Regions from separate parts of the Homo sapiens genome. Here region 1 is linked to region 2. Evidence: read pairs that join two places in POLR2A ChIA-PET (ENCODE). Cell type or tissue: PC-9. All regions are shown on one strand. Links, peaks and the distances in the headings refer to the core of each region. The heading gives the core; the rest is flanking DNA.

Region 1 (16,346 bases), core at 6,678-9,177, 160 kb before region 2:
TTTATATCAGTAGTATTTTGTAATGTTGGGTTCAGTTTAGTAAGTAATGGAATTCTAGCTATTATCTTTTAATATGTTTGGAGGAAAGGAAAATCTTGAAATTCTCAAGATAAGTTGATCTTTTTCTAAATGGCAACATTAGGCAATATTAATTTTTTAATATTTTAAAACTTGAAATTTATCTCCTTTGATGTAACCATTGTATGTATGTACCTGGCACCTAGGATTAGAGAAATTCAGTTCTGTACTAAACTGTATGAAACACTGTCAGGAAGCCGGATCTAAATTCAAGCTCTAAATAGTGATCAATAAGAAAATTCCATTTCTTTTGAAAGTAAGTTCTAGATGTTCAGCTAGCTCTCTGCTCTACAAGTCATTCATTTAACCGCACCGTAGCCATTGCCTCATGTCTCTGTTTAGCAAGAGGTGGACAAGTAAGACTTCAGTATGTGTGGTAGAAGTGGCAATAATAAAAATGAGATTAGAAGGAAATGAAACTAGTTACGTGACCTTCAGGACTACCTTTAACTTAGCCAAGCCTCATCATAAGGAAAAGCTAAGAGCCCCCAATTTTCCAACTAACAGTCATCATTTGCCCTGAGAAATAGGATCAAACCAACAGCACGGCAGCAACTTGTTCATTCATTCAAGCATGTTCCTTGTTCCTGGTACCTGACTCACCTTAGGAACTGTGAACACACAGTTGATCAAATACATGACAAGAAGTTATCAGTTTAATCAGGGAGGCAGAAAAGCGTACTGCAAATTACATAATACAGTGGGAAATGGCTTTTCCTTATGAATTTCTAGTTATTTATATAGTCTAGAAATGAAGTCCTCTGCTAGTTATGTCCATTGTAAATATTTCTCCGAATCTGTGGCTTTCCTTTTCGCTTCCTTAATGCTCTCTTTTGATGAGCAGTTTTTATCTGTCATGAAGTCCAGTTTATAATTTTTTTCATGGTTAGTGATTTTTGTGCCTTTAAGAAATATTTGCCTTAATCCTTATGATTATGAAGATATTCTGTGTTTCTTTGAGAAGCTCCATAGTTGTGGCTTTCACATTTACCTCTATGATCCACTGCTAACTAATTTTGTGTGTGATGTGAGATAGGGATGGAGATTAATTACTTTCCACATGGACATCCAGTTGCTCTGGAATCTTACTGAAAACACCTCCCTTGGCCCCACTGAATGGCTTTGATGGTGTCATTCAGTTAAAAATTAGAATAATAGATACATTTATAAAAACTATCCTAATGAATTCTAATGAGTTTATGGTATAGGTATTGTCAAAACAAGGGTGAAAAATGGACACAGTTTCTGCCCTCATGGGGTTCACAGTCCATGGGTCTACCCCTTGATTAAGATTGAAACAGGGACAGGATTGTATGAGAGTAACAATCCGTCAGCTTAAGCATGGGATCCCTATCAGTAAATCTCACTGCCTCTAATATGTTCTTTGAATTTTTAAACTAAATATTGTGACTAAAACAAAACAATTAGGCTGAGTGCAGTATAATCCCAACACTTTGGGAGGCCAAGGTGGGAGGATTGCCTGAGCCCAGGAGTTCGAGACCAGCCTGGACAATATAGCAAGACCTCGTCTTTACAAAAAATGTAAAAATTTGCCAGGCATGGTGGTACAGACTTGTAGTCCTGCTTCTCAGGGGGCTAAGACAGAAGGCTCACTTGAGCCCAGGAAGTTGAGGCTGCGGTGAGCCCTGATTGCCACACCGCACTCCAGCCTGGACAACACAGCAAGACCCTGTCTCAAAAAAAAAATTATAATTCTGAAAATGCTTTTTCAAAGCATAAAAACTGCTTCCACTCCTCTCCCCGTATTGAGATTTTTCTGGTCTAAATTAAGACAAATATGCATATTATATTTATAGCACGAAGACAGAATCTATCCATAATTCACAAGGCTGGAGTGGTTGAATGATGAGATTTCTTTATCCTAAACCTGATGACATACATATACAGACTGAGCAGTGGCTGTCAACTCAGAGGAAGAACCATTAGTTGGTTCCTGAAGTTGAGAGATATTTACGGTTCTATTTTTGAAAGGTAACCATGGCTTAAATAAAACCCTGTGATTCAATGCTAGTATCAGTATGTGAAAATATCAACAGAGCCTCTTTCTCATTTTGATATGTAAGAATCCTAAATTCTAACCTAGACAAATTCAAATCTATTATATGTCACTGCCAACTATTAATAGCTGTAATAACAGACGGTTTTGGTGTCAAATAACAAAATGGACAGAGTGGAAACAATGTTTAAGCCCCGATTTGTTCAGTTACAAAAGAGCCTACAGACTCGGGTCTCATTAAGGATTTGTGTGTATGCATGTGCGTGCCTGTGTGTGTGTGTGTGTGTGTGTGTGTGTGTGTTCCCATGTGCTCGAGGTCTCTTTTGACAGTTGATAGAGCACCCATCCTGAAATTCAGTCTTTCTTTGATTTGAATTACATTGACAGCATAAACCCTAATCTAAAGGAATCTGCCTCTCTAATCCAAAACCGAGTTTTCAATTTATAAGAACCTTTAGTAGTATTCAGTACGTTAGCCTATGATAAGCAAATACTAGGACCTGTTTTAATTTTTGAATGACTAACTCCTTCCTCCAATGTATGAGGGACTAAATTGGACTTGGAGAGAAAAGTTGATTACCCAGATACCTTTTTAAAGCTTTTTTTCTTTCCTTTGTTTCCTTTTTTAGAGACAGGGTCTCACTATGTTGCCCAGGCTGGACTCAAACTCCTTGGCTCACAAGATCTTCCTGCCTCAGCCTCCTGAGTAGCTGGGACTACTGTCTCATACCAGCAAGCCCAGAACCCACATATATTTTTATATACTTACCACAATTACATATATCTACATTTTCATATAAATTGAAGTTTCATAATGAAGGAGCATAAAATTGGAAACAACCTAAATACCTTATACCAGAGTTTCTCCAACTGTTTTTGTCTCAGAACTCCTCTTGACAGTCTTAAAAATGCTGAGGGTCCAAAAGCACTTTTGCTTATGTGGGTTATATCTATCAACCATAGTAGGAGATAAAACTGCAACATTTAAAGGATATTTATTCATTTAAAAATAACGTGATAAATATTTTTATGAAAAATAACTGTATTTTCCCAGACAAAAATATTAGTAAAGTGGCATTGTTTCAAAATTTAAAAAAATCTCATTAATGTCTGCATTAACAGAAGACAGTTGAGTTCTCTTAACTGCTTCAGTATCTCCTGTATATCGGTGAAAGAATGTGGATGCCAAAGAAGTATGGTTCTAGTATTATCATAAAAATGGTTTTGCCCTTGAAGACCAAACGAAAGCATCTTAGAGACCTCCAGAGGTGCCTGGACCATACTTTGGGAACTGCTGCCCTGTACTGTTAGAATGCTTATGGTAAACATGTTAGAGCAGTACAGCAGAATACCATATAACTCTGTACAGTGGCATGTATGTGGGGGACTGTCAATACATCAAAATACACTTTTTAGTAAGATATGTTCCTCCTGGTCAGAAAAGAAACAGTGTATCTTGTAATACTGTAGTGCATATATAACTACCAGGAAAAATAAAGCATAAATGTCAGACCCCTTCTTATATTAATATTTAATAAAAATCCAACAACTTAGCATTGAACCATCTCAAAGAACTAAACTAATAATTTACCTTATAGAAATCTAACAATATAAAGACAGAGATATGAGTTCTGTGTTACTGAAGAGAGACCCATCAGCTCCAAAAATGAAATAAAGCAGGTGGGAAAGTTCACACTCTGTTATAGATGGTAAGATAGCTGTCTTCATTTCTTTTTGAAATAGAAAGCCACTCAACTTCTTTAGAAGGTTGGCTACAGGATACTTAGAGACCAAGGTTTTTCCTCGAACGAAGGCATTAATTCTTTTGAAGCCCTTGGAAATACATTCCATTGAGAGCTTAGTGTTCTATGCCTTAAAGTTTGGCAGAGATGACTTTAGCCTAAAAAATATTAAGGGTAATATAGTTCAGCTGCCATTGAAAATGAGCGTATGATGTTAAAGAATTTTAGAAAATCACAAAATAGAATAAACACATTTCTGCCATGTAAAAAAAAAACCTATTGATAAGGATTCGAAGTGAGTTTTTAATAAATTTTTAGAATTTTCTGTTTGCTGGCTTCTTTCTATAAAGTTAATGTATAATGAAGTTCTATAATTTTAAATGAAAGCATATACAATTCATGACACATAGGAGATCTGAGTGTTCTGTGGTAGTGAATCTGCTGAGGCCCAGCACGCACTGCAGTTCTGATTCACTGGCAAAATTAGCAATAAAGCCAACAGTTTTACCCAGAATCCCAACAGTGGGGAAGAAAAAAGCAGAGAGGAGAAGTGGAGGTGGCAGACGCCACAGTTACCAGTGGTGGAGATGAGCCTCAGGGATGGCCGGGGTGCGCCACATGGGCATCTGCCCGCTGGCCAGCCGTGAGTTCAGACTGACGGGAAATGCATGGCTTCCACGGCCTCTTTAGAACCAAGCTGGTGTGCACAAGGGGAACTCGCCACGTAGCAGTGAGGACTGGCAAACTGCACAGAGAGCTTTTATTGTTCTTGCTTCTTTAGAGCAAATGAATTTACAAATCAAATTGACCATAAAGCATTTAAAGAATGAAGACAAAAAGGAAACAGCGCATCTTATTAAAAACAAAAACAACGACAAATTAATGGTTAAAGTTTCGCCTTGAATTTGAGCAGTCACCTTATGCTTAGAATCTGTTTTCTTGTGGTGAACAGCCAAGTTTTACCTTCTCTTTTATTGAAACCCCTAGGATTTTGGCACTTCTTTCAAAATGTGTATTAAAACTCAGAGACACTAAATCATACCTGTGAGCTTAAAGCAGCAAAAATAATTTACTGACCTTATTCACCCCTTCAGTTGCAGCAAACTCTTTACTGTATATTTCCTGTACCCCAAGCAAGTGGAGAGTCCATTTTTTACTTCTGAACCTCTCCTCCACTCTCTCCCACCTCATTTCCCCTCAGTGTAACCAAATATTTTCAGCAACTAGAGGCCCAAACAATCTTGTTAACTTAAAAGTTTTCCTGCAGATTTATTGACCCAGCAGAGTTAAACAGGGTAAGTGTTGATCAACACCTCTCAGGTATTTCTTTAATTATTGGCCTGGCATCTCTAGAGCCTAATAAAAATTTGTAATGTGAGTTTGTAATAAAGTAACTATTATATTTATTTATTTATTTATTTATTTGGGGACGGGAAGGGAGCATTTTGGTTTTTCTAAAGGGGAGCCTCCACCTTTTGCCATAAATTGTAGCTGTAGCCTTGATAATACTGTGGTTGAACAATAAGGTCTCAAGGGCTGCTCGCTGAAAGAGATTAAACTGTAATTAAACTACACTATGAGTAAGGAGAGACGGAAAAAAGAAAAAAAAAATTGTGGTTTTCATAAAGCAGAAAAGAAATACATTGACTGGTGTTTACAGCCCAGAGACGTTTTTTGCCTTCTCGACTGCAAAACAGTCTTATTTTTAGCCAGCCAGGGTTTTGCAAGAATGCCGTATCAATCCCACATTTCTGTTCTTTGAAATAATTGCACCAAGCTGGTCCCAAATCAGCAGTAACTAACTGAAAAGCAGGAGGGAAACATTTCTCAAACATACAGTGCCGATGAAATTTGCCATAACACTATGAGTTATGTCGGCTGCCTGCATGAGGTTCCACATAATGGGAAAAAAGAATTTAACTAGATCTTAATTGAACATGCAGCTACATAATATCCTTTTGTTTAGGCTCAAAAATGGATTTTTTTAAACCTCCTTATCAGCGCAGCTATTAAATATTGTGGCTCTCCAGCTATCAGTCTCCGATCAGCACAGTTAGTGCATTTTACCTTCCAAGGAAGTGCACTTTGAGCCAGCTGGAGCACAAGAAATGTAGGAGCTGGAGAAAGTCGTAATTGAAACAGGCGACTGCTTCAGTACAGACAGGAAATAAAAGGAAGACTGGCCCTCCAATGGATTAAATTAGATGTTTCAAATTCAGACAGTATCAGGAAAAAGAAGACTTATGTTAGAGGGGGAAAAAGGTAACAGTAAGTTCATTCAGCGGAGCGCCCCCTCCTCCCCGCATAACACATGTTTTTGCTGGAATCTTACTGTGCCGCCCTGTAGGGCAGACTCGCCCAGGCCTACCTCCTGCCGAACAACAGCGGAGCAGGTCCCTGTGTTAATGTCACACTATCCTTTCTCTCCTGCCTGCCCTCTCCCTTTCAGAGGCCTTTGGTATTCTATTTCCATAAATTAGGCGTGAAATTATGTTGGGCTGAGGATACATGATTTCAGCTGTTTTATAGTTGGAAAGGAAAATCTTTTAGACCTAAAGCAAAAACATTTTTTTAAATATACTTCCTGCCTTATTAGTTTGAGATATGCCTATTATAGAAAATGCTTGCTGTGTAGAAACTTTATTATTTTTTTTGGTCTCACAGATTGCTGTCTTGTCCTTCAGTTCAAGTAATATTGATTGAGTAACGACTATAGGCAAGATCCCAGACTAACTGGTGTCTGCAAAATTGTACATTCATTAGGACAGTATTAATTTATGGGAAATGTAAATTCTCAAATGAAGACTTGTACCTCTGTTGAAATATTTGAAGAAGCTGATTTTATTTTACATTGGAATAATCTACTGAAACTTTCAACATTTTTTCACTTTAGGTGGTACTGCATCTCCGTTTTTCTATTTAGGCAAATATGGCCTTTATTAAGTACAATTTGCTTAAATATCCAACTCCCAATTTTGTTACTGGCAATGCCTGAGACAGTGGCTTTTAAGGTCAGTGGCTATTTCAACATTATAGTGTCCAGTGCCGTTTTTATTCGGGGTGGGAGGGTAGCATTAGATGAAGTCTTTCTCTGAGATGTAAATAAATAAACCACAAAATTCAACAAGCTAAAAATTACTGTGGTTCTTCTTTGTCCCCTCATGAAAGCTGATAAAGTTGAACAGTATAGCAAGTGGACAGAATTCCAACTTTCAAGCTTGAAAATGCCTTTCTTTTCTACCCTCTATGGCCCTCTGTGTGCGGAAAACATAGTCTTGGAAAAATGTGGGGCTTGTGCCCGGGGCTGCCCGCCAGAGCCAGGCCTCATTTGCTCAGGTGTGCTCACCGTTTTAGCTTCTTGAATTAAGCCCTGGGAAAATTCCTGTGCAAACATCTGCTCCCTTTGCCCTGCCTCTCCGACGGGAGTGAGGTGGGGTGGGGAATGCATCATGTGAGTGGGTTTTGCATGGAAAATGTTGCGGGTTGCCTCCACTCCAGCTGGACAGCTTTATACAGCTATAAACCTTTACTGCTGTATTAAGGTTCTATTCAAAGGGTATGAATCTCTGATATTCATGGTCCAACAAAACTGTTACTAATTACTTATCTACTGAATAGCTACCAGGATTGGCAGCTTGAATAACAATCACAAAAATCTGTGTACTCATTATTCTCCAACAAGGCAAGATTCTCATTCCTGTAAGGAGCATAGCTTGCTTTTTTGAAAACTCATGAACAAACTGGAAATGTCTACTTGTGCCCCCTTCCTCAAGAGGCCACCTTGCATAGCTTCCTCACAGAATATTTCTCTGTTCCTGAAAGGTAATTTCGGTGCAGGTCTCATAGAATAAGCACATTTTACAGCTCTGGGCAGGCTATTCTAGTCACAGGTCCTCATGGTCCGGGCTCCAGGGAGCACCTGGAAGCAGATTGTATCCCCCGAGTGTCACTTTTCAGGAGCAGGGATGAAGTGGCAGCTGCCTGCTGCAGAGATCTGTCACATTCACTACCCTGAAACAGGACACACTCTTCAAGAATCACCAATAACCAGAGTTCGCTCCTCCAGCAGTTCTTCCCAGAAGTTTACTCAGCACCTTGACATCTTTTGGTGTGACTCCATTCTTGGAGGTCCAGACCCACCTCTGTGCTTTCAGATGCAGAATCACATCCACTTCTTGCAGCTGTTTGCTGTGCTGTGCCTGCTTCACCCAGGGCTAAGGAGCTGATGATAACTGTGCAGTGCTCTGAAGAAATAGATGTCTAATCCCAGCACTTTGGGAGGCTGAGGCAGGCAGATCACTGAGGTCAGGAGTTCAAGACCAGCCTGGCCATTATGGTGAAACCCCATCTCTGCTTAAAAAAAAAAAAAGAAAGAAAGAAAAAGAAAAAGAAAAATTAATTGGGCATGGTGGCTCATTCCTGTAGTCCCACCTACTCAGGAGGCTGAGGCAGGAGAAACACTTGAACCCAGGAGGCGGAGGTTGCAGTGAGCTGAGATCACACCACTGCCCTCCAGCCTGGGTGACAGAGCTAGACTCCATCTCAAAAAAAGAAAAGAAAAGAAATGGTTGTGAGTAGGAGTCATAAGAACATTCTGCTGGCCTTTTATAGATGTCTAACCCTCCTGAGAAAGGTTGGTGTTACTATCCACTTTTTACAAATTAGTAAACTGAGACTTAAAGAGTTGAAGAAGCTCACCAATATCAATACAACCTGTGTTTGGAGTTGCTAGGGTTCACAACCAGAGTTCTCAGAATCGGAAGCTTCTTTATTTCCATATATCATGTTACTTAAACTAGACCTTATTCACCTTGGAAACCTAAATTTTATTTCAGGAGACCTTGTCGAGAAGGAAGAATTTCAGAGGCCAACCACCATATGGGCATCATCAAGCAGCCCTAGTCAAGGTGGGAGGAAGGAAGGGAAGGCTGGCCTCCTCTTCCCCTGGCCTCCTGCTCTCTTCCCTTACTGCAAAGCTCTGAATCACTGAGACCATTGCAGCTAGCTGGGATTTTAATTTTTTTTAAAAAAAGACATTAAGGTATGAATGACCTACTATCTTAACCCTTGGAGAGTCTGTTAATCTAAACAAATCTCCAACCGATATAAATGTGTGAGGAGGTATTTGAAGTAGTGGTTGAGTTTTCTTGTGTGTTCAGAGAGGGAGTCCCAAAATTAGTGTATCTAGGAACAAAGTACGCAGTTTGTTTCGTAGGCTGTAACCCTGAAATCAACAATGTGTGTTAGTGGCAACATACAGCATTAAATGGGTAGCATATGCATATATCAAGAGTCATCTTCTCTGGAGTCTCCCTCCAGTTTTAATTCTCCCTCCCTCCCCAGCCCCTCAGCCAATTTCTCTTGATTTCCTTGCTTTGCCTTCCTTCTTTCCTGACTTCTGTTATTCTAGAATGTGACTAGAAAGTAGGGAAGGAAAAGCACAGCCCTATTTTCTCGTCTTCTTTCACCTATTTCGATAATAATGAAGACCTTCAGACTTAAAAGTATATCTTGATCACAGTTTTCCCATTTAAAAATTATTCCCATCAGAGGTATCACAACTTGAAAAAGAAAACTAGACCAAAGGCAGGTGGCTGGGAGTCAAAAGGCACCGTGTTGCCAAGGCTTGAGCTTTCTTAGATATATGCCATCCACTCCAGCATATCATCGTTAGAGATTAAATCCATAATAAATTGGATGTTTTAAAGAGACTGTTTTTTATTATCTGAACATTGAGGGGAAAAGAAGGAGGGAGCGGGGGACTCTTTGCCAGCGGGAAGCACAGAACTAGCTGCCTCCCCTCACCACCCGCACCCTCCACCCTCGTCACGGCCAGTTCTCCACTCTTACTCCACCTCCAGCCCAGATCCCTGGCTCCAGTCCCTTCCCTCGCTAATCTTTGACCTACACGATATCCTAGGGATCGGTAGGAGTAAAGGTTTGAAAGTTCCTATTTGAAAACAAGTCTTAGTGATCAAAATGCCTCTTTGCTGGCTGGTGAAGTATGGACCAGGCCCAGAACACCCTATGTTTGACAGAAGTAAGTTGGGGGATTTTTAAGTTATTTGTGTTCCAGTACTTTCCATAAGGAAGAAGTATGTTTTGAAGCAAGCAAGATACAGGTTTGTGTTGCCACCAGTGTGTCATAGCCTGCAGTTCACACACCCGGTGTAGGTGTCAACAAAGCTGTCTCGTATTCTCCAACAGTATGCGATGCCAAAACCAGAAAATGGGATCTGATTGCAAGGGAGGCACTGGCAAAACAGAACTTTACAGTGCTCGGTTCTGTTTGACATTTAGGGGACATTCGCTTGGAGGACTCCCAAACAAGTAATACGCCAAGAGAAGGGATGGCTTCTGCCTTCTCTTGGAGATTCAGCGGGTGGCTGGCTTTAGGCAGAATTACAGAGCCTTCTGATCCAAAGGAGCCTCACGCTTCTACCTCCACATGGGCCTCACTCACATTCCAGCTACGAGAAAGCCTGGATGCTCTTCCAGACCCACCCACACAAAAGGTTTGCACAAGACTCAGTGGTTCTACAGGTTCTGCTCTTATCTGAGAACTAAGTACAGAAACAGTTTCTTAATATTTCTTTAAAAATCTGGTTTCTTTTAAAATTATCCACTACAGTGACTTATATGAAAATCATACCACAGTGTGGAGTTGCATCTTGCAATGATAGCTTTTAAATTCTTAAAACTTTTAAGACAGGAGTGTGTGTGTGTGTGTGTGTGTGTGTGTGTGTGTGTGTGTGTGTGTGCTCTGTAATTAGAAGTAAATTTATACATCAAAATTTAAGCAAGGTTGTTCTTCAGAGTGCAGTCACAGTTAATGAAATTTCTAGAACTTTGGAATGAGTGCTTTTCTGAAGCTGGTACAAACTGAGATCGAAACCAAAACTGGAAAAATGTGAAAACTTTGTGTCCTTTGACTCCTTTGTTCAAGAATTGCAGGAAGATGTTTTCCAGGAGTACTTTTGAATATATAAAACCAGGAAATAACTATGTGACATTCCTAGCATTAGAACTGAAAAATGAGTCAGAGACAAAACTGAAACAAACAGAGACATCAAAGTGTCTGTTATCAAAGTGCAGATGCCTTGACTTGTTAGCAAACCTGTCCTGGTATATGCCAAGGCATGGGATCTGGTAATTATAGAGGACACTCCAAGCTGTGCCCATTGGGGTCCACAAATGCACACCTTCCCTTGTATTTATGTGAATGGTGTCCCTTGGAACATAATTTCTGAGCTTCCTGGGTTCAGATACCGGCTCTGCCACACATCCTAGCTGTGAAATGCTGGCCAAGTCTATTAAGTTCTTTCTGCCTCAGTTTCTCTCTATGTAAAATGAAGATAATATTCATACTTACCTCATAGGATTCCAGTGGGAAATTAAACACATTAATGTGTGTAGCTTTGGACTGTGACTATTTTAAAATGTTAGTAACTCTGATGATGATGATAGTACTGACATATACTTGCCACTGTGCTTTTCATTGTACAAATCAAAACATCACAAAACACTTACTTGAGAGGAGCTTTCAGTTTCATAGAAAGTCAGCATAGGTGGACACAAGTCTATTAAAATATTTATGACCTAAGCTCAAGAAGGAAGTGAGAGAGTTCTTTTTACCTTTTTAACATGTGGAGTTTACCAGATACACCTGTGCTTATAGCAGGCCAGCTATAACATTTAAATGACAATTTTTCCACTGACTGGGGGGTGGGGACGCTTTCATGACAAAACTGTTTCACCTCAGATCATCAAGCATTAGAGTTTCATAAGGAGTGTGCCACCTGGATCCCTCGCACGTGCAGTTCACAGTAGGGTTCACGCTCCTGTGAGAATCTGATGCCTTGGCTAATCTGTCAGGAGGCAGAGCTCAGGCAGTAATGCTCGCTTGCAGGCTGCTCACCTCCTGCTTTGCGGCCCAGTTCCTAACAGGCCATATACTGGTACTGGTCCCTGGCCTGGGGTTTAGGGATCCCTGCTTGAGCACACAGCAGTCATGATCTAAGGATCATTTGTTGGGCATATAGTAACACCATTCTTCCTACATTTTTGAGCCATTTGAATAAACATTCCTCACTGAATCAGATCACTTTTTTACTGACTTACTGTAAGGGAATGGGTAAAGCATCTGATGAGCGTATCAAACATCACTACAGTTTGAAGGAGCTACATCTTTCCTAAGTGCAGAGGAAGGAAGAAGCTTGTTCTCTGCTTCCTCAAGTTTTTCGCTACTAAAACAAAGTGAGCATTTGAATGGAAAACACAGCAAATTAATATTTTATGATTGTTATTTTTAACTGAAGCGAGAGGGTCAGTGAATTATTATGTTGCTAATGGAGCAAGTGTATGTAGAAGTTCAATATTAGAAGATTGAAATAAATTTTGAGGGTTGTGATTTGAAGTCATATTATCCCAAGGAAATTTTCCAAAACAGCATCAAATCTGAGCTCCCAAACATGACTTGATCATTATGAGCATTTGGGGAGCTTTATAAAATTAGAGTTTCCTGGGCCCCTCTCCAGTATACCTAATTGCAGTCTGCAGGCGTGAGGCCTGAGAATTTGTATTTTTTAAAAGTGCCACAAGGGTCTGAAAATACACTAAGAGTAGTCTATAACCTGGACCAGCTTCACTTTTTATCCTATTTTTTGAAGATCTATCATACTGAAAAATGACAAGTTTCATACTTTTTCTTACATAGATTTTTTTTCCTACATGTCTTCCTGCCTAAGATTTAATGACTACAGATCCCAGATCTCGGTAAGCCTACAAGGAGGAACTATGAGGCTGGGTGGACTTCCAGAGCCAGCATTCCAGGATCTCTTCCCCAGAGCCCTGTCCACAGTTCACAGCTGCAGAGCCCTCCAGGTCCTGTGGGGTTGTTGAATAGAGAAGCATACACAACCCTGTGCTTACATGGGGAGAAGAACTCTTTCCGCTGAAGCCACACCTCTGGTTACCACTTTCTCTTCCGATACAGGCATCCTGCTAATTTGGTGGAGTTTGTAGAGAGAAGAGAACTGGCCAGTCCCCGCCTTCCCCCCATCTCTGGCCTCACTGTTTATTGGGTCACTGTGACTATGCAGATTATATATTTCGGATAAATTATTAGCATTCATCTGAGTGCTTATTTAGGGTCCTGTTGCAAATGTTTCTTGAATATTTTAAAATTAAGGAGATGTTTAAATTGAGTACACTGAAATGTGGATGACTGTTAATGTGAATGAACTGCTTTCAGAATAAGAACATTTATTTACAAGTTCTTTAAATTGCAAAGCTTATTATACCATTGAAGCATTTCATGTGAACTTTCTGTTTTGAACTAATCTTTAAATTTTATTTGCATTCAAAGCATATTTCCTCCTGATTTGCCCATTTCTCATTGTTTGATTATCATTTTAAAATCTGTAATGTTTCATTCACCTTTTAATTTTTCCCCAATAAGGAAATACAGTTTATGAGGCACGCATAGATACTCTTCCTAATAAATGATTTAAGAGAAATATATGCATATATGCATCATATATCTGTATGTATATATACAGATATATGGGAAAAGGGATGAATATTCAGAAGGAAGATCAGTAGACTCCACACAGTCATTTTAGCCATTAGACTAGTGTTGTATGCATTAGTGTAATTTTGATGCCTTGTGGGTTTTAGATATAACTGGGAATTCCTTAAAAAACAAAAAATCTGTACCTCAGAGTCTTTGGTAGCATGTAGAAGTCTATGTATGAAAATACATTCATTTTTGATGATGATGATGATTGTTATTATTTTTGAGACGGAGTCTGACTGTGTCACCTTGGCAAGAGTGCAGTAGTGCTGTCTCAGCTCACTGTAACCTCTGCCTCCCGGACTCAAGTGATCCTCCCACCTCAGCCTCCAGAGTAGCTGGGACTACAGGCATGCGCCACCATGCCTGGCTAATTTTTGTGTTTTTGTTTTTGTTTTGTAGAGATGGGGCTTCGCTATGTTTCCCAGGCTGGTCTCAAACTCCTGGGCTCAAGTAATCACCCACCCCACCTCAGCCTCCCAAAGTGCTGGGATTACAGGGGTGAGCCACCGCACCTTGACCCCAGCCTCATTTTAGATTACTTAGGATATCATCGTCCAGGTGCAGTGGCTCACCCCTGTAAATTAACTTTTAAATACATTTAATCTAGAATGGACCATCTGTCTCCTTTTCAGAGGTTCCATATGATTTTTATATATTTGGGATAAGAATGACGTGTCCCGAATAGTACACATATAAAGGTCTTGTCAGGAAATGTATATAGCTCTCAATCAATCTATAAAATGATTTGGGTACCATTGTTAATATCCAGAGTTGAGAGGAAGTTTTGAAAATGATATTTAATCATTCCTTCAACCCAACAGTGTTAACCCTACTGTGTTATGAAGTCAAACTGAGGCCAAATTCTCTAAGGCTAGTACATTTTCTGCAGCTTCTCAGTACCAGATTTGACCTCAGATTCTGTCCCTAGACATAGAACATTCCATGGTTTCGACCACCAACCAAACACCCAGCTTTCTATATAATGCCGTAGTTTCCTTTCCCTGTGATTTTTGCTGATATACATGTGTCTTTGTTTATTTAAATGTTTTGTACCACCTCAGTGGTTTATATATGGTGCTGCAATTTTCCAAGTATTTTTTTTTTTGCCTCAGTGAAGTTATTTTAGAGAATATCTTAGATTAATAAATCTTTGGATTAGAGTAGACATACGTAAATGGGATTTGGAATGCAATTATTTAACTGGAAATCTTCATGGGTTTATCATAAAAGGAGAAAGAACCCTCTAGGTGTTGATAGGGCATTGGAAAAGTGGCCAGTAAATTCATTTCAAAATGTTAGGATAAACTCCTCAGATAGATCCAAACATTATATTTTGTTGTTTCTTTTTTCTCATCCTCCTGGGATAATCATTCACTGACCCAATCTTTGTTTAGAAGTATCCGTCTTCATCCCCTGTTCACTTAAAATGAAGTTATTCCCACGTAAGTGTGTAAAGCCCTTTCCATCATTCCACTTCTACCATTATTGGCGACTCTGTCCTATAGACCTAAGCACATTATATTTTAAACTGAGTACAAACATTTCTTCATTTTTGGCAATAAGCTGGTCAAACTTTCTGTTTTTTTAAAATCTTAGACATTTGGGAGAAGCACTGAGATGTGAGATACACTGGCAGGGAATTTGTGTTTCTCCAGGAATACTAAGCAAAATGAGAAACCCAGAATTCCAGGTGACCATAAAATTGCAGAGAATGAAGGAAAAGGGTAGTAATTTTCCTCTACGTGGCTTTTGACTTCCTTTGGCATTTTAAAGTAGGAAGATGAGCTGCCTTCACAATAAACTATATGTATCACCTCTGTACACAAGGTACTCCAGTCTCCACCTGCGGTGGCTCAGAAACATCCAGGTGTCCTGGAGTTGATGACATTCGCTGACATAAAAGCAGACTCATCAAGTCCATGGACATCTTAAAGATCATAAGTCAGATTTTTGTTCATGAACTTCTTGAAAGAGGTCATTTAAGGTTTCCCACCCTGGTTCAGGCCTACTTTAAGGGGAAATGGAATTTATAAGTTTATCTGAATTTCTTGTAAACTGTTCTGAAGTGAGCTGGAACTCTTAAGCTCATGTTAACCTCTATCTCTATCCCTAGAACAGATTCATAGGCTCCTAAAGCCGTCCTGGAGTAGAGAAGTACCTCACAAATGCATAGTCATTTTATCATGGGTTCTGAGACTATCATAGAACACAGGACATTGGGGAATGTATCATGACCCAGGAAACTGCCCCACAGTGCCCCTGGAGGAAACCTGAAGAAGTCGTTTGTTGAAACTAGAAGAGATCACTATTGCAGTGAGTGTAGATAGGGAAAGGGCATCAAGAAAGGGGTGAAGATGAGATACATGGGGATTAGAGGATATACTGAAGAGTGAAAACGTCTAATAAGAATTTCATAGTGAGAGATGGAAAATATAAGGAAATTATCATATGAATATGTGAAGAAAATTTCCCAGAGCAGAATGTAATTCTTGAGATTGTAAAGGCTGTGTAATTGTCCAGCTCAGTGGATGAACAAAGACCCACACCAAATACTGTTATTGTCATATTTCAGCATTGGAGTTAAAAAGAAGATCATAAAACTTCCAGAAGTACAGATTTCAGACACATGATCAGGAGTAAATTTGGCATTCTATCAATATTGGAATAAGAAGCCAGTAGAGCAAAACCACCCTCTAAATTTTGGAAATGACTTTTAATTTGAAATTCTAAACCAAGTCAAGGTATTACAGATATTTTCAAACACATATCATTTTTAATGTAATTATCCTCCATGTACTTTTCTGAGAAAGCTATTGGTAGATATACTCTACCAAAACAAGGGAATACATCAAGAAAGGTGAAGGTGTAGTATTCAGGAATAGTTGCAGGAGATCCAACACAGAGAGAGAAGGGAATTCTCAGGATGACAGCA
Region 2 (16,346 bases), core at 9,138-11,637:
TCAGTACAGTGTCGGTAGGTCCGGATGCTGAGAAGGACATTCCAGGAGGAAGGAAGGGCTTGTCCTTCCCCCACTCCGGCCTGAGAATGTGTCCGAGATTCCTCAGGACTCAGCCCAGATGACTCCTTCTCTCCAGAGCATTCCGTTCCACACAAGAGTGAGGACTCACACCCTTTCCTACTTTCCTTCCACTGTGCCCAGGAACTAAGTCAGTGTCTTGTCACACTACATGGCAGTTACTGGCATATGTGTCTGTGTCCCCTTGACCTTGTTCATTAGCCACCCTGTTCAGAGTCTAGTACCTATTTGCCTGTAGTGAGTACTCAAAATATATCTCTTGAGAGAGTGACCATATCCTCTGGTATAGCTGAAGGTATTAATTCTTATTTCAGTATCCCAGGTATCAGCTTCCAGACCCTTCAGCCTGCTGGGGACACTCTTTTTTTAGGATTTGGGGGTGGGGAGAAGCTGCTTAAATTCCTGTTCCCATCCAGCAGGAAACCCCATGTCTCCCCAGTAGCTCTGAGAATCACCTGGCTCCAGTGAAACTCCGAATGCCCTGCAGCCTCCATTTCCTACGTTCCACAGCAAATAAGATGTTCTATAACTGCAGGTGTTCAGCGGAGGGGTTATGTCTTGGTTAAGAAACCACTTTAAAGCCACATCGTGGACAGGCCTGTTCTCGAAGCTTCCTGGTCATTGTTTCTTGCAGAACACTGGTTCCTCTGGGAGGGGATGGAGTTCTTCTCCCTCTGCACCTGCCCAGCTGCCCTGAGCAGCCCTTGTCACCTTTATGCAAAGCAGTCCAGCCCTTTCCGCCATCCTTCCTCCCTAGCCAGGGCAAGGAAGGGGCAAGAGGCCTGGCTACCACCCGTGCCCACAGGAGCCATCAAGGTGGTCTTTTTGTAAGAGACTGAGTGAGCCCAGTAGGCCCCCTCTGACCTGGCTTTTGAACTAACCTCCCCACCCCACCCCCCACCACATGGGGTGCCCAGGACCCAGGCATTCAATGAATTCCTCTTCAGGGAGTTTTCTAAATGTGCAGAAGTGGGGAGTCTTCAGCCTATGCCTGATTCCTGGTTAATCTGACTTTTCCTGAATGCAGGATATAGGTGGAAAAAAATGGGAAATAAACCTGGAAAAGGAGGTTGGGATCATATTGAAAGATACTGGGCTGGGCATAGTGGCTCATGACTGTAATTTCAGCACTTTGGGAGGCCAAAGTGGGTGGATTGCTTGAGCCCAGGAGTTTGAGACCAGCCCGGGCAACATGGCAAAAATCCATCTCTAAAAAAAACATAACACAATTTAGCTACGTGCCGTGGCATGAACCTGTAGTCCCGGCTGCTTGGGAGGCTGCAGTGAGCCATGATCGTGCCACTGCACTCCAGCCTAGGTGACAGAGCCAGACCCTGTCTCAAAACACAGTGGTCAGATATTGGAGGTCAGGGTGAGAGTTTGGCTTTTATTTGGCAAGTAATGGAGGGTCCTGACTAAGGGACTGTCACAGAAAAGCCCTAGGTGGAATGAGCACGGACCCCAGAGCAGGGGAGGGCTGGTCTGTGAAGCGGGAGGATGCTGTCATCCTCCAAGGACACGGGAACTGAGGGCTTGGGCCACAGCAGTGATGCAGAAGAGGTGCAAGGAAAGCCTGGGTGCCAGAGGTACTGGAAGTGGCAAAATAGAGAAGAAGGAGCTAAAGGTGGCTAAGATTTTAAATCTCAAGGATGGGAGTGAGTGAGAGGAATGGTAACAGTGCAACAGGAAAAGAACAATTGCATTTAGTTGGGGGGAGATACATTGACTTCAGTTTTAAACATCCCTTGAGGCATTCTGCAAATACCGATCGAGTGCCTCTGCGTGCCAGGCACAGTGCCAGGTCCTGAAGACAGAGGTCCATATAGTGCACTCAGCACTGATGTTCTAGGGAGGCAGACGACAGGGTAGTGGGTGGATTGGCAAAATAACCACAGATTGTTAACAAGTCCTCAGAGAAATGAGAGGGACACTGTGCTAGAGAGAAGCGAAGTTGCATGTGGAGACTTCTCACAGGAGATGCTTGCTGTAGACAGGGTGACGCTGCGGTGGCCATGGGCACTGGCTGCAGTTGTCAGGCTGGAAAGAAGAATGCAGCCCTGGAATCCAGGAGAAAGGCAAAGGCTGAAGATAGAGTGATGTCCTCACATAGAGGCCATAGTTGAAGTTGTCTGCAGAAAGGGGCCCGCCCCAGGAGAGCCTGCAGAAAGCAGAGACACTAAAGCCAAGGTTGGACCCGGAGAGTGGGAGGAAAAGAGCAAGTGAGGCAAGGCAAGGACAGCACAGGGAACACCAGGCGAGGGCTCCGGACCTCCAGGAGGACAGGGTGAGCGTCCCCGGGCACTCGAGCATGCCGTGCACATGCCATCATGGGGGTAGAAGGCGCCATTTGCACAGTGATTGAAAAGTGCCTTCTGCCATCAAGACAGCATCCGTGGGATATTTTAGCGCTGATGGGTGCAGGAAGCTATGCTAGGCACAGCACGGGTGACTGAAAATGGGCACCATAGATTCTCTGCCCATGGGGGGCTTGCATTCAGTTTGGGGAAGGAAGTGTGCTGGATGACAGGGTATAAGAATCAAGCAGGCTGGGCGCGGTGGCTCATGCCTGTAATCCCAGCACTTTGGGAGGCCGAGGTGGGTGAATTACGAGGTCAGGAGTTCGAGACCAGCCTGACCAGCATGGTGAAACGCCGTCTCTACTAAAAATACAAAAATTAGCTGGGCGTGGTGGCACATGCCTGTAATCCCAGCTACTCATGAGGCTGAGGCAAGAGAATCGCTTGAACCTGGGAGGTGGAGGTTGCAGTGAGCCAGGATCACGCCACTGCACTCCAGGCTGGGCGACAAAGCAAGACTCCGTCTCGTTTAAAAAAAAAAAAAAAAAAAGGACCAGAGTCTGAATCTCATCCTGATACACCCCACTTCCTAACCTCGTGACTCTGGGCAAGTTACTCACTAAGCCTCAGCTTCCTCATCTGCAGAATGTAGGTGCTGGCCAGGCCCTGAGAGCCAAAGCTGTCAGAGCTTGCAGTGGGTGCAAGGCTCACAGTACAGGTGCAAGAAACGGCAGTGGGGGTGGCCGTGAACCCTGGCTCTGTGGTCACCAGAAAACCTCACAGTCCCTCCTCTTCGCCATAAATCAGGGACCTTGGGATCTCCTTCCTGGGCGGGCAGCAGGGATTAGAGCAGCTCCCTGTGGGACGGTACCTGGCTCCTCCCGACAGGAGATGCTGAGAAATGTTGGCTGACTTAGAGCACAAATTTGGTCTTCTAAAGTGGAGAGAATTTCAGCTGGGGAACTTGGGAAGGGAGGAAAAAGTGCAAGGTGGTGAGAAAGGCAGGAGCAAAGTGCAGGCAGCAGCAAAGTTTTGAGCCTGTGGGGAGTGCAGCCTAGCGGCTCATATGCAGCCTATTTATGGCAATGGTGAGACGCCAACAGGAAGGCAGGAAGGCTCTGGCTGTGTTGAGGGCAGGTTTGGATGCCCAGCAGAGGGCTTCCAGGTGGCAATCTGCAGTCCACCTGACAGGCCCTAGTCACAGCTGCAGTGCCATCCGCTATCGTTCACACGTTCGCTCGGGTGGAATCAGGGGTCTCCCCTGGCGGTGGAGGGCCCTCCCCGCGTGGGTCCCTGGAGGAAGAGTGGATCCTCATACTGGTGGCTGCAGGCTACTAGTATCTGCAGGCTGAGGTGCCGTGCTGACCTACCTCAGACCGGGGGTTCCTTGCCAGAAGAGCAGGCCGAGGACACGGGGCAATGTCAGTCACAGCGCTGGGCCCTGGGGCTCAGAGGGGAGGTGTCTGGGGACAACGGGGGCTGGGTAAGGGCCGTCCGCCCTGGGAGCCTTGTCAGCTGAGGAGTCAGGCTTGGCCTCTAGAGAGGGCCCACCTGCAGGGTGCTTTGCTCCTTTGTTTCCTCTCAGGGTTTTTAAAAGGACTTTTTTTTTAGAGGGGAGGGGAGCTGGGAAGAGACTTTCAACTTTTTTTAATTTTTAAACAATTTTATTGAGGTATAATTCACACATCATACAGTTCACCCACTTAAAGTATATGATCAATGGGTTTTAGTCTGCTCAGTGTGCAGCCATCACCACAATCAACTCTAGGGCATTTTCATCACCGGAGGCAAAAACTCCATAACCATTAGCAGTCCCCAGTGTCCCCCCCACCGTGGCCCAGGTGGTCACCTCTCCACCCCTGTCTCTATGCATCTGCTGATTCTGAACTTCCGCTGTCCCCACCTAGCTATAGGTGTGTATCCTTTGACCAGCATCCCCACAACTGCCTAAGGCCCTGGTAACCACATCCTACTCTACTAAAAGGACTCTCGAAGGCTCTCCTTGCCTCATTTATGCCATGGGAGCCGAGGAAGGCATGAGCACCTTGACAGCCACCTGGAGATGAGCACAGTTGCAGCAACAGAGCCTCGGGGGCTCAGCTGCCCCGTGGGCAGTCAGGGTTCGTTTTCAGGAAGGCGTAAGGAAATTGCATTTCCTTACAATGCCTGTGTGTCCTGCCAAATGGGCTGGGTCTCAGGGACACCAAGCTGAGTGAGATGCTGTCCCTGCCCCCCACACTTGTCTGGTCTGGTGAATCAATCCTCAGACACCTTCTATGAGGGCACCCTTGGAGATTCCGGCACATCTCACCTGGCTGAGGACCTCACCAAGCTCCACTTTTCACAAACTCCACAGGATGTGTTGAGAATCACCAGTTTCTCTGGGGAGACTCAGGGGAAGAGACTCAGGATAAGAAAATAAAAGGAAGTATGGACCGGCTCTGCAGGATGCCCCCCTCGTCAGCAGATCCCTCATGATGTGGTTGTGTTAACTCTGCTAAGACCAGGGCTGTTTAAAAGCCCCCAAAGATTCTCTGTGAAGAGCTATTTTAAAATAGGGGAAAAAACTCAGTGAGGAAGGGGACTCCATAAGGAGTAAAGGGAAGGGGCTTCGTGGGGCCCGGCTTTAGGAGCAGAGATCCGAGGCCCATCCTGATCTTCCTGTTGGACTTGGAGAGACAGACCGTCCAGGCCCAGCTTGCCTGTCGCCCACATGGGACCAGCACAGCTGCCCACCTGTGCTATTCACAAAGACACAAGAAGCCATCATGAAGCAGGCTTTATAAAGTCAAAATATTACTCCACGTCTGTTATGCATAAGGACTCAGGACGATGGTCACCATGGAACCCCGTTCTCCAACCTAGAGGACAAAGACCAGGTTGACCTTCACCTTAGGGGGAAGGTGGAGATTTTGAAGGAGAAATTTATTTTCTCCCTGACAAAACCAAAATTTTCAGACAAATCTGAGCAACAGTTATAGAACCTTTGGGGTAGGTTTAAAGACGGAAACTGGCCGGGTGTGGTGGCTCACGCCTGTAATCCCAGCATTTTGGGAGGCCGAGGTGGGCCGATCATTTGAGGTCAGGAGTTTGAGACTAGCCTGACCAACATGGTGAAACCCTGTCTCTACTAAAGACACAAAAATATTAGCCGGGCGTGGTGGCACATTCCTGTAGTCCCAGCTGCTTGGGAACCTGAGGCAGGAGAATCTCTTGAACCTGGGAGGTGGAGGTTGCAGTGAGCCGAGATCACACCACTGCACTCCAGCCTGGGCGATAGAGTGAGACTCTATTTTTTTCTTAAAAAAAAAAAAAAAAAAAAAAAAAGATGGAAACTGCCCAGATTTCAAGAGAATTGAGGCTTGCTGCGCTCCCCTTAGTTTCTGAAGAGCAGGGTTCCAAGTGAGCGAGGACAGGATGAAAAGGAGAGTGCTACGCAGGGCGATCTTTCTGAGCCAGGGGCCAGTAGGAAAGGACAGGGGCATCCTGAAGGAGCAGGTGAAACGAGGGCCTTCTTCGGGGTTCTGAGAACTTCCTAGTGTGCTTCCACTGTTTGGGACAAAAGAAGTGTGCCGAGTTGTTGGGGTATTTCCGCTTCACCTTTCATGAAGGTAAGTCAGAGAGATGCGTGGGGGAGCCCCAGGGCAGACCCCAAATATCCAACAGGAGGCTGACCAATATTTAAAAACCTGACTTTCAATTAATTAAATCCTGAAGAAGGAAAGGGAGAGAGAAGAGGGATAGAAAAGAGAGAGAGAGAGAGAGAGAGAGAGAGAAATCATCCGAGAGACGCGAGCTGTACGCGCCTGACTGCTGGAGGTAATGCCTTGAGCAGCAGAATGGAGCGCTCCTGTCTGGGCTGCTCAGGGCCTCTCCACGGGACCTTCTGTGCCTGCTCCATGCTCCGCCCTTCCCCAGTGCTAAGCACTGAGTCACCTGATAAAGATCGCAGTGGCCCTTCAGGTTCTGCCACAGGCTGGGGTCAGGCAGGCACTTGCCAGGTGCACGGCACCCTGACCTTCCACAAGGTATTTCCCTCCTTTGACAGGAAGAAGATAAAGCTTTTTTCCTGTCCATTCTGAGACGCAGGCTGTGCTGCTCCATGGCACTTTCTGAGTGCCACCAGCTGGCAGGGCATATTTCTCTCCATTTATCTTCACTAACGTGACAGTGACATAGATTGTCCCTGAGGAACACAAGACTAGCCCCTGAATTACATCCTTCAGGACCTCCAGGGTGCACAGGAATGGATGAGGACCTCACTGAGCCCCAGAAGCCCCTGAATGACAGCATGTCTCAGGATGTCCCAAAATGAGTCCAGTCCAATCTCCAGCATGTGAGTAGCCACCAGTTTCCCCAAGGGAACTCCTAAGACCATCTGCAGGCAAAGGGTCTAATGAGCACCCAGAGGAAGAAATATATACAGGGATCTTTCCTGAGGAAGCCAGAAATAATTCTCACAGCTGTGGAGCCAACGCCACCTGTAACAGCTTCCCTGACCCCAGCCCCATGGGGTCACTCTGGACTTCAGGGTTTCTAACCAGCCGGCCCTTCAGGGCCCTAGCCCAGCCTGCTCCCTCCACCTCAAGCTTTACCCAGGGCAGCCCCCACTGTCAATCATAACTCTGCCTAAACAGTACCGTGTTGGCATTCGTGACCCCCCCCATTACCCAATTTTCTTTTTATCAGAGGCCTTGTAACCACCTGATTGTTTCCTTGATTGCCTGTTTACTGACAGTGCCCCCACAGTAGAACATGAGCTCCCCGTGTGTCTGGTTGGCTGCTGTGTCGGCAGCCCTGGGCCTGCGCTGTGGGGATGCAAGGGCACATTCCATGTGCTCTGGAACCACACCTGAGACAGCCTGCCCTGCTGTTTATAAGAAATGTATTCTCTCCAAAACGGGCACCTAGAAGGCACAGCCACATCCAGCATGTTCCACGGGCATGGGATAGCCTCAGAGAGCCGCTCAGCAGAGAGGTCAGGGAGGTTCAAGGCTGGGGAGTGGCCAACACTTAAAGAGGGACCTGAGGCAGGAGGAGAGCGAGCATACGTGGAAGGCCTTACCCCGTGACAGGTGCATAACACACCTGCAGGTGTGGCATGCCTGAGGATGAGGACACCAAGCCACCTCAAACGTGGTGAATCTAGTGTCAACCTAAGTCTCTGTGACCCTAAATCCCATGTGCTTCTCCACGGGCACAGTTTCAGTGAAGAAGAGGAAGCATATTCCAGGCTGTCGGGAACCAACTGCATGAGGAGGGCAGCAGATTGCTAGAACTGAAGAGTGATGTGGGGGAGCCTTGGGCAACAGTGCTGCCGAGCTGGTGCCATGGACTGGTACATCCTTCTGGGGTCTAACTGCATCCCCTGGGCCCCAGTAGAGCCGTCACTGACTGTGCAGTGGCAGGAGCTGCTGTCTGTCGGGCACTTACCCAACATCAGGCACTGATTTTATCTCTGATCTTTAGCATTGGTCGATATCATTCAACAGGCTTATACATCATGGAACCTAGGCCCAGTGAGGTTCAGGGCATCCAGGAAGTAAGTGGCAGAACTGGAATTCAGCTTGGATCTGTGTTTTCATTTTGTTTTGTTTTGTTTTGAGACAAGGTCTGGCTCTATCACCCAGGCTGGAGTGCAGTGGTATGATCTTGGCTCACTGCAGCCTCTGTCTCCCGGACTCAAGCCATCCTCCTACCTCAGCTTCCCAAGTAGCTGAGCCTACAGGCATGCACCACCACACCCGGCTGGTTTTTGTAGAGATGGGCTTTCACCATATTGCCCAGGCTAATCTCGAACTTGTGAGCTCAAGCAATCCACCTGCCTTGGCCTCCCAGGTGCTGGGATTACAGGCATGAGCCACCGTGCCCGGCCTCAGCTTGGATCTGACTCCAAAGCTCATGCTCAGCTGGCGATGACTGCTTTGCACCTGGGGGGTCCACATTCAGCAAACGAGAGAGTTCCACTTGGCCCCCAGCCGTACTAAACGGGGCAGTTCTGGGAGGTTCTCTAACACCACTGGGTCCTTGAACAGCTGTCTGCATCTGGACTGTTAGCCTTGCACTTCGTCTCCCTACCTTCTGCTCGTTCCTCACAACCCAGCTCAGGGAATATCTTCTCTGGGAAGTATTTCCCAAGAGCCCTCACTTCACTGGCCTGTGAGCGCCTCCTGCGTCCCACTGTGAAGGTAGCTTAATCCTTCCACTTCCCCCAGTGGGAAAATGCTAGGCACGTCACCCAGTATCTGTTTCTGCAAGTGCCTCAGTGGCATCCTTAACATGGTGCGTTGTGGAGGCCACCACACAGCCCTCTCTCCTCCGCTCCTGCTCCTCTTCAAGCCTGAGCCCTCTCCCCGTATCCACAGGCACCCACCTCCTTATCTGCTAGCCTGCCCTTGTTGCCTGCCGCAGACACAGGTACCTGTCGGAGATCACCATCTATGTCAGTCTCCATCACTGACCTTGAGCTTCTGGGCTGACTGCATGTATGAACGAATGTTGGCCAGGATGGAATAAGAAGATTTCAAGGTGTCTCTTTCTTTCTGCACTCTCACTATCCAGACTCATGAGCTAAGTAGTTGTAGATAAAGTCTTTATGTACCTCCAGACTCACTCTACTCATGCAGGTCCCATTGACCTGAAAACATGGTCTCCCTCAGTCTCCACACCCTAAGGAATATTTGTGTTTCTGTTAGTAGTCATGGTGGTAGCATTAATAAGACCCAGAGAGTTCTTTCTAATTCTGTGACTTGGGTTCCTTTCATAGAAAAGAGTGCTCTGAAGGGAACAGATACCAAGCAAAGGTCCCTTGGTAGTATCCCAAACCCCAGAGTTCCCATGTCAGGTGGCTCTGAGTGTTCCTTGCCATCCTCAAAGGCAATACTTCCTTGAATAATGCCCCCCAGAGCCCAGTCCTGCCTGAGGAAGTCTGGGAGTCTCACGGCCTCATAGTGTCGGGGGTTGGGGGGGTGGGGCATAGAATGAATCCATGGGCACACAGCCAGTGGCCTGTGTTTAAGCTGCTCATAAGTATAAAGTTCAGGATCATGGCCATCCTGCTGGCACTCGAGGAGCTGATCAGTGTTTTCGAGAAAGCTACGTTAATTAACCAAATCAAAGATGCTTTTTCTTCAGCCAGGGTTCCCTCTGTGAAACCATTCATCTCCAGCTGGAGAAAAGCAGTGGAATTTTTGTTTTGCTCTAAACCCAGGGCGGCATCAGGCTTTTTTAGTGTGGGGCTTTGACATGAAGAGACCATGCTCATTTCTGCCTGGTGTCTCTCATGCCCCCCACCTTTGTTTCTAACTCTTAGGTTCCATTCCTGTCTCTGCTCTAATCTAATCTGGACCCCTGTAGCGCAGAAGCACATTCTCTCTCTTCTGTCCGTGTTGTTGGCAAATGCTTTCTTTACACACCTCAGCCTCTACCTGGTGGTGAACGCATGGCTTTGCATTTATTGTTACCAAGTGTCAGCACACATAACTAAAGAGAGAAGACCCTCAGGGGAGGTGGTCTAGGTTAATGGGCTAGTAACCTAGTCTTTGGAGTCAGATAAGCCTGGGTTTGAATCCAGGATCCACCTCGAGTGGCACACGGCAAGTTACCCACTTACCAGCACCGCCGTTTCCTTGCCTACCTCGTAGGACTGTTAGAAGGCTGAAGGACAGGGGGCATGTTGCTGCTGGTCTAAGGGCCCTCGGGGAACCCTTGTCTAAACTGGTAAAAAACCCATTCTGAACAGCCAGTGCAGGGACTGACTGGCCCACTGCAGAGGGAACTCCCCTTGGGAGCCTTCTGCATGGAGGCCTCTGTCCCCACAACAGTCTGCAGTAGGTCAGGCATTTGGTTATGATCTGTGCTGGTGCGGAACGTGCTTCCCCTTGTGCCATTATTTATGTGTGATGCAAGTGCTTCAGTGACCTGCTCCACCCAGGGCAATAAGGTGCCACAAGTGTCCGCTTTATAGCCACGAGAGAGCATAAGCACCCAGAGAGCCTGACTTGGCACAGGTGACAGCTCCCCGGAAGTCCAGCCGTGCCTTCACGGGGGAGAGTTTGAAGCAGTAGTTTCCTCGGGGCCTTGTTCAGCACACCAGAACTGAGTCAGACCTCTGCCCTCCAGGCCACCTGCCTCCTCACAAGTGCTGTCTGCGGGGCCGGCCGGGAAGCACATGCCCAGCTGCGGGGCTCCTGGGCCTGGAGAGATGCCTGGAAAGGCCTTACTGGGCAGAGGTGCAGGGAGACCAGGGCCAAGGGAGGCCTCTCCACCCTTTGCCACCTGACAATCTGCTGAGTCACCCAGCTCCCCCAGACACCTGGCTTGACTCAGACTCAGTGCAGACAACGAGCCAGATGGAGCCCAGCTGGGACACCTTCAGTCCTACCACTCTGCTGCCACAGCTGCCTGGAGCCATGCCTGGCGCTGGGCTAGGAGGCACAGTGCGGGGTCCCCAAGGCAAGAAGCAGTCTCAAGGTGTTATGCGAGCACCAGCAGGCCTGGCAGAATGGCAAGCAGTAGCTTGGAGAGGGGCCGTTAGAGTTCTTCCGGTCCCAGCGATCCCCCGTGTGCAGGTGAGGCAAGCCCAGGTTCAGAGCTTGTGCTACAGGGCCAGGCCTAGGCCTCACCTCTCCTCCCTGCTGCCTTCCACGCCATTCCCATTCCTGCACAGAACCTTGGGCAGGTGAGGCATGGGCAGACCTTCCGGGGCCCACTGGTACGGGTAAGAATCAAACTTGCAAGGACATAACCGTAGCGTGGTAAGGGCTGCCTGTGTGGCAGCCAGTGCCCCCAATCCTAGGCTCATGGTGTCAGGCTAGGCCCTGAGCTCTCCATCCTGGGGGCTCATCCCTCCATGGGAGCCCGTTCCTCCATGGGGGCCGCATCAGCACCAACCTTCCAGGCACCTTCAGGACGGCCAGAGAGGTGTTGGTGGCTGTGTTCTCACATGAGTCTCTTGATCATCTTGTGAGTGATCTTCATGCTGCACGCTTCCTTGTATAACAGTTAAATGAAGTGAAAGTAACTTTGAATTGAGTCCAAGGGTTGATTTTTGCCCAACTTCAGCCTCAGGCTAGCCCTTTGTCAGCCCTGGCTCAATCTTTATATTGTCTGTCTTCTCCAAACTCAGGAATCCCAAGACCTTCAGAGTGGGCATTACTTTGCAAAGATGGGCCTACTTTCTACGCCAACAGGCTTTTTAGAATTGATGTGGCCAGATTTCTAGAACTATCCCACACTCTAGGCCACCCTTGTCCCTCTTTCCTGTGTTTATTTGGAGAGCATGTTGTGCACATCAAAGAAGAGGTTCCTGCTGGTGGTTTCATCAAATTACTGAGCAAGAGAAGCACCGAAGAGATGCAGACATTCCTGGAACAGATTCCTCGTGGCACGCGGATCTCATCCCTTTATTTCTATTTCCGCTGACATTCTGGGAATGTCTCTTTTCTGTCGTCTCCTAGTCCTCTTTGTGATGAGGAGGGCTGCCACGGTGGCAGGTTACTCTGGAAATGCGACGTAGGAAAAGTGCCTTGTGAGGAAAGGGCTCTAACCAAACAGTAGTGTCCTAAAGATAGCCCCAGCTGAGAGCAGAGAAGAGCAGCTCCCAGACGCAGTGCTGGAGGTGCCGAGGCTGGGCCCTGCTTGCCTGGAGTGGCTGTGGGTTATGTACAAGGCTGTAATCAGTAATTTCTCACATTTGGATAGAGCTGTCTTTTCCAAAGCGCCTTCACATCCACCGCAGTATCATTTTAGGCAAGTTGGCAGAGTATGAACCAGGCTCTCGTTTGCATCTGCAGACTTGAGGGCCACACCCCCCGGTGGGCTTTGCACAGCACAGACCCTCAGCCTTGTCAGTGAGGCTGGCCCCGACGGCAAACAAAGCACCTGCCAAGGGTCGCCGCACAGTGTCGCCCTCGGAGTCCCCACCAAAGCTCCCATCAAAGTCAGCCTGATTATTTTCCACTGCATTTTCCTGAAAGGATGTTATGATTTTCTAGATGTTTGGTGGCCGGCGATAAATCAGGCTTTTATGATGTCATGTGAAAGGCCCCCTCTCGGACTTCCTCCTGCTGCAGCCGGAGGATGAAAGTGGGCCATGTTGGTTGCGCAGTGGACACAGCTTGCCTTAACCCTTTCCTCGCCTGTCCCGTGGACCAGGGTCACGGAAGAAGACAAGCTGTTTCCCCTCAGCCTGCCTTTCACAGGAGCATAGCCAGGACATGTGAAACGGAGCCCCTTTCCCAGAGCTAAGCAGACTTGCTCAGCAGAGAGGCTTTGGCCTCAAATCAGGATCAAAACAAGAAGGCGTGCTCCATGGAATGATATGAGAGATCACAGGTGATTCTCTAGAAGTAATCTTTTGGAAGAGTCCCTGTTCTCTAATCTTGAAATCGTGAAAAAGGAGATGACACGTAATGCTGGCAGGGCTGTGGTGAGAGGCACACGCAGACTCCACTAGGAGAACTTCGCTTCTGGCATTGTTGATTCGTAGAATGTCTTTGAAAGCAATAAAAACGTTCTCATTCAGATGAAAATCCTAGGAGTTCTCTGTCAGTCCTCTTTCCCCCACCACCGCCTCCAACCCCAGGGAGGCCTTTTCTGCTCTTTCTCCAAGATCATCTCAAGTTCACCCACGCCTTTCCGTCGCTATGTCCCCTCCCCACCCCTCGTGTCCAGGCCACCATCGTCTCTCACCACATCTGTGACTGGAGTCTCTTAGCTGGTCTCTCCCCTGCTCTTGCCCCTCTTTCTAACCCACAGGCAGCATCTGCAGGCATCTTTGAACTCATGCATCGCAGCATATGCCCCCAGCACTTAAAACCCCACTGTGGCTCTAAGCAAAGCCCAGACTCCATATTGGATGTGCTGGGCCGGTAAAGGATGGAGTTCAAAGTGAGCGGGTTCTCACTGTAAACGAGTGGACTTTTACATAGTGCACATGGACACAGAGAGACACACCCAGAGAGAGACAGAGAAAAACACATACACACAAGAGTATGGTAAAAATGTTTTCAAAACACAGACAGGTTTCAGTGCTGTGCCTCATCCTCTTGAGAGCTACTGGGAAAGGAGAAGGCCTTTAACCAGCAAGGGGAGCTCAGGGTCACAGCTTCACTTCAGGCAGGAGGAAATGAAGGGTGGAGCGGCATCTCAGTAGCCTTCAGAGGCTGAGCGTGTCCTCATTTGGCCAGAAGAGGGACAGCCCTATCACAGCACACCCTAGCAGGTGCTGGAATAGGATGGCCAGGTTACTGCCTCTGGTGATCCCTAGTCTCCATGTCTTTCAGGGCCAGCTGGGTGCAGTCCCGCTGCAGTGGCCAGCACCTGAGTCGCCAGGTGCTTTTAGGTTAGGTGGACCAAGCACATCAAAGAGTGGCAGATTTTCCAGGGGAAGAGGGATTATGTATTAGAGTTGGGCCATGCAGGGCAAGAACGACTCGTCCACCTTTTTAAAAAGACACACAGCTAAATGACAGTTTATAGTCAGTTCCATACTTTCAAAAATTGGCACCAGAAAGTCAGAATTGTAAGCTCCATCAGGTTGAGGTAGCCAGCTTTCCAACCTCCAGCCACAGCCTGCAGGCGGTAGATACTCCAAGGCAGTCACTGTGACCAGACAGCAGAGCCTTGTGACCACGTGGCTTTGCTGGGAAAGGCCTGGGCTCCATGGCAGAAACCACCCGGGAGGCCAACAGTGCCTGCCTCTGTGTCCCTCCCAGCCTCGTGGTCATGGGCTCCTCTCCCCGTCACTCCCCATGCCCAGTCACAGCAGCCTTCTCTCCGGGGTTCCCTTAAGGCCTTTTTACCTGCAGTGTCCCCAAGAGACCCTCACACCCCAGATCTTTCTGTGACCGGCCCGTGCACATTGTGCAGATCTCTGATCCAGTGACCTCTGTGGAAGGCCTTCCCCGCCCAGCCAGTACAGAGTGCCCTCCCGCCCTCCAACAAGCCAGCCCCCTCTGCAGTCGCTCCCTCGCACTCCCATCAGCCGAAACTCAGGTCTCCGCCAACTCTTGTGCTGCCAGACCCTAGAACATGGGCTTCATGACAGCCACGGCCTTCTCTTGTCCACGTTTGCTTCTCCAAGGCTTAAAGCAGTAAATATGTGGCAACAAGCAAGCAAGAGACTGTGAAATGTTTGCAGAAATTGAGGGACAGCAGAGTACAAAATCTTCTACACTCTGTTACAGCTATTCAGAAAATGATTATCTAAAATTAGAGGAAGGGTTGGGGTGCAGGGTAAAAGTTGCATGTAAGTATCAAAGAAAAACTATAAAACAGCCCACTTAAAAATATTACATCTTCATCCATGATGTTACTGCAAGAAATGAAAAGAATCGTTTTTCCTACATTTTAGTGATAAATAATAGCCTCAATGGAAAGCCTGTATAGGATGAATTAGAAATGGTTCTAGCTGTTAAAAGCAGCTGTGCAATTTTGAATTCTCACACAACTTTGCAAGCCTTGCTGTCCCCGTTTTACAGATTTAAAACCTGAATCTCAGAGTTATTAAGAAAGAGTTAAGTGGTTGAGCCACGTTGTGATTCCAGGTCTCTCCAGCAATGCCGCCATGTTGGTTGTGTCCACGAATTTTTCTTCCTTTAGAGGCGAAGTCTCATTCTGTCACCTAGGCTGGAGTACAGTGGTGTAATCATAGCTCACTGCAGCCTCAAACTCCTGGGCTCAAGCAGTCCTCCCACCTCAGCCTCCCAAGTAGCTGGGACCACAGGCAAGTGCCACCACACCCAGCTAATTTTTTAAAGTTTTTTGTAGAGACAGGGTCCTGCCATACTGCCCAGGCTGGTCTCAAACTTCTGGCCTCAAGCAGTCCTCCTACCTCAGCCTCTCAAAGCACTGGGATTACAGGCATGAGCTATCATGCCTGGCCACGTTTTTGTGTTGAGATAAAATCTATATACTGTGAAATGCACAAATGTTGAACTGCAGTTTGATCTGTTCTGACAAACGCACACACTCTTGTAACCGACACTCCTATTCATATAAGGAGCATTTCCTCACTCCAGAAAGTTCCTTGGTGAACCTTCCCAGTCAGTACTCCTCCCCTGTCCTCCAGTCTCGTTTCTATAACCATGGATGCCTCTTCTGGGACCTCACATACAGCAAATCATACAATATGTACAATATGGACTCTTCTGTGTCAGTTTCCATCCAGCATTAAGTTGATATTTCTGTGTGTTGATACCATCTATTACTTAGAGACCTCTTTGCCACTCAAATTAATGTGTGTAAAGTGTATTGTTTACAACACATTCTACAGAGGGTTTTGTCCTATTGAGTGTTGTGACTGCTGGACTAGGAATGGCAGAACCTGACCACTAGATGACTTTGTGACATTCTCAAGTACTTGGCTGAAATACCTCTGCAGATACATTTCGGTATAGGACTTTGTTCCTCTCATGAAGATGTAAAGAAGGAATGCCAGGTGACCATGTAGTATAGACACCTGACAAAACCCTCTGAGCCTTCCTGTGATGATGGGTGGCCAAATGAGTGATAACAGAATTATAGTAAACCTAAAGAGTTGTCATCATGCTCATCTCCTCTCCATACCTCTCCAAAAATTTGCTAACAGATATCACAGTAATTGTCTTAATCTTTTCTCCAATATAAAAGTCCCCAGAGAAATGGCCAAAAAGCAAGAATCTGGATGTGGTCAGGTGTTTGGCTAGGCCTTGAGTTGCTTAAGAAGTGGCTGAGGGAATGAATATTTGGAGGAGCCTGTGGGTATATGTTTGATAGACCCTGTTTGAATGACCCTGTTACGTTATTTATATTTGGATTGGGGAGAAGGAGGAAGGGGAGTGAGGGAGGGAGGGAGGAAGGAAGGATTATTGAAGTGAGGTGTGTTGAATTGGAGGACTTAATATACTGTATACATTGAGAAAAACCACAAAGGAAAAAAACCCCATCTACATTGTACTGTGTAGTACTCATGTCCGAAGCAGTGGTGGT

What was found. ChIA-PET counts read pairs that join two places held together with the same protein. Peaks named below come from ENCODE experiments on the same cell type or tissue, not always from the same donor. Only the 100,000 strongest peaks of a DNase experiment are listed, where the experiment ranks them.
Region 1: POLR2A ChIA-PET joins it to region 2 with 5 read pairs; 2 of 35 experiments call an interaction of 5 or more read pairs at or near these places.

What each region holds. Positions count from the first base shown.
Region 1 is chr6:1,792,490-1,808,835 of GRCh38, reverse strand. All of the region lies in intron 7 of GMDS (GDP-mannose 4,6-dehydratase), which reads left to right. Among named protein-coding and RNA genes, the nearest start is that of FOXC1, 190 kb to the right of the region's middle. RefSeq lists an enhancer at 11,452-11,631. In PC-9, for the core only: no CTCF peak of the experiment used is centred there; no DNase peak of the experiment used is centred there.
Region 2 is chr6:1,631,510-1,647,855 of GRCh38, reverse strand. All of the region lies in intron 9 of GMDS (GDP-mannose 4,6-dehydratase), which reads left to right. Among named protein-coding and RNA genes, the nearest start is that of FOXC1, 30 kb to the right of the region's middle. RefSeq lists enhancers at 3,012-3,959, 10,749-11,280, 13,632-14,132. In PC-9, for the core only: no CTCF peak of the experiment used is centred there; DNase peaks (open chromatin) are centred at 10,485 and 11,375; H3K27ac peaks cover 2,095 bases.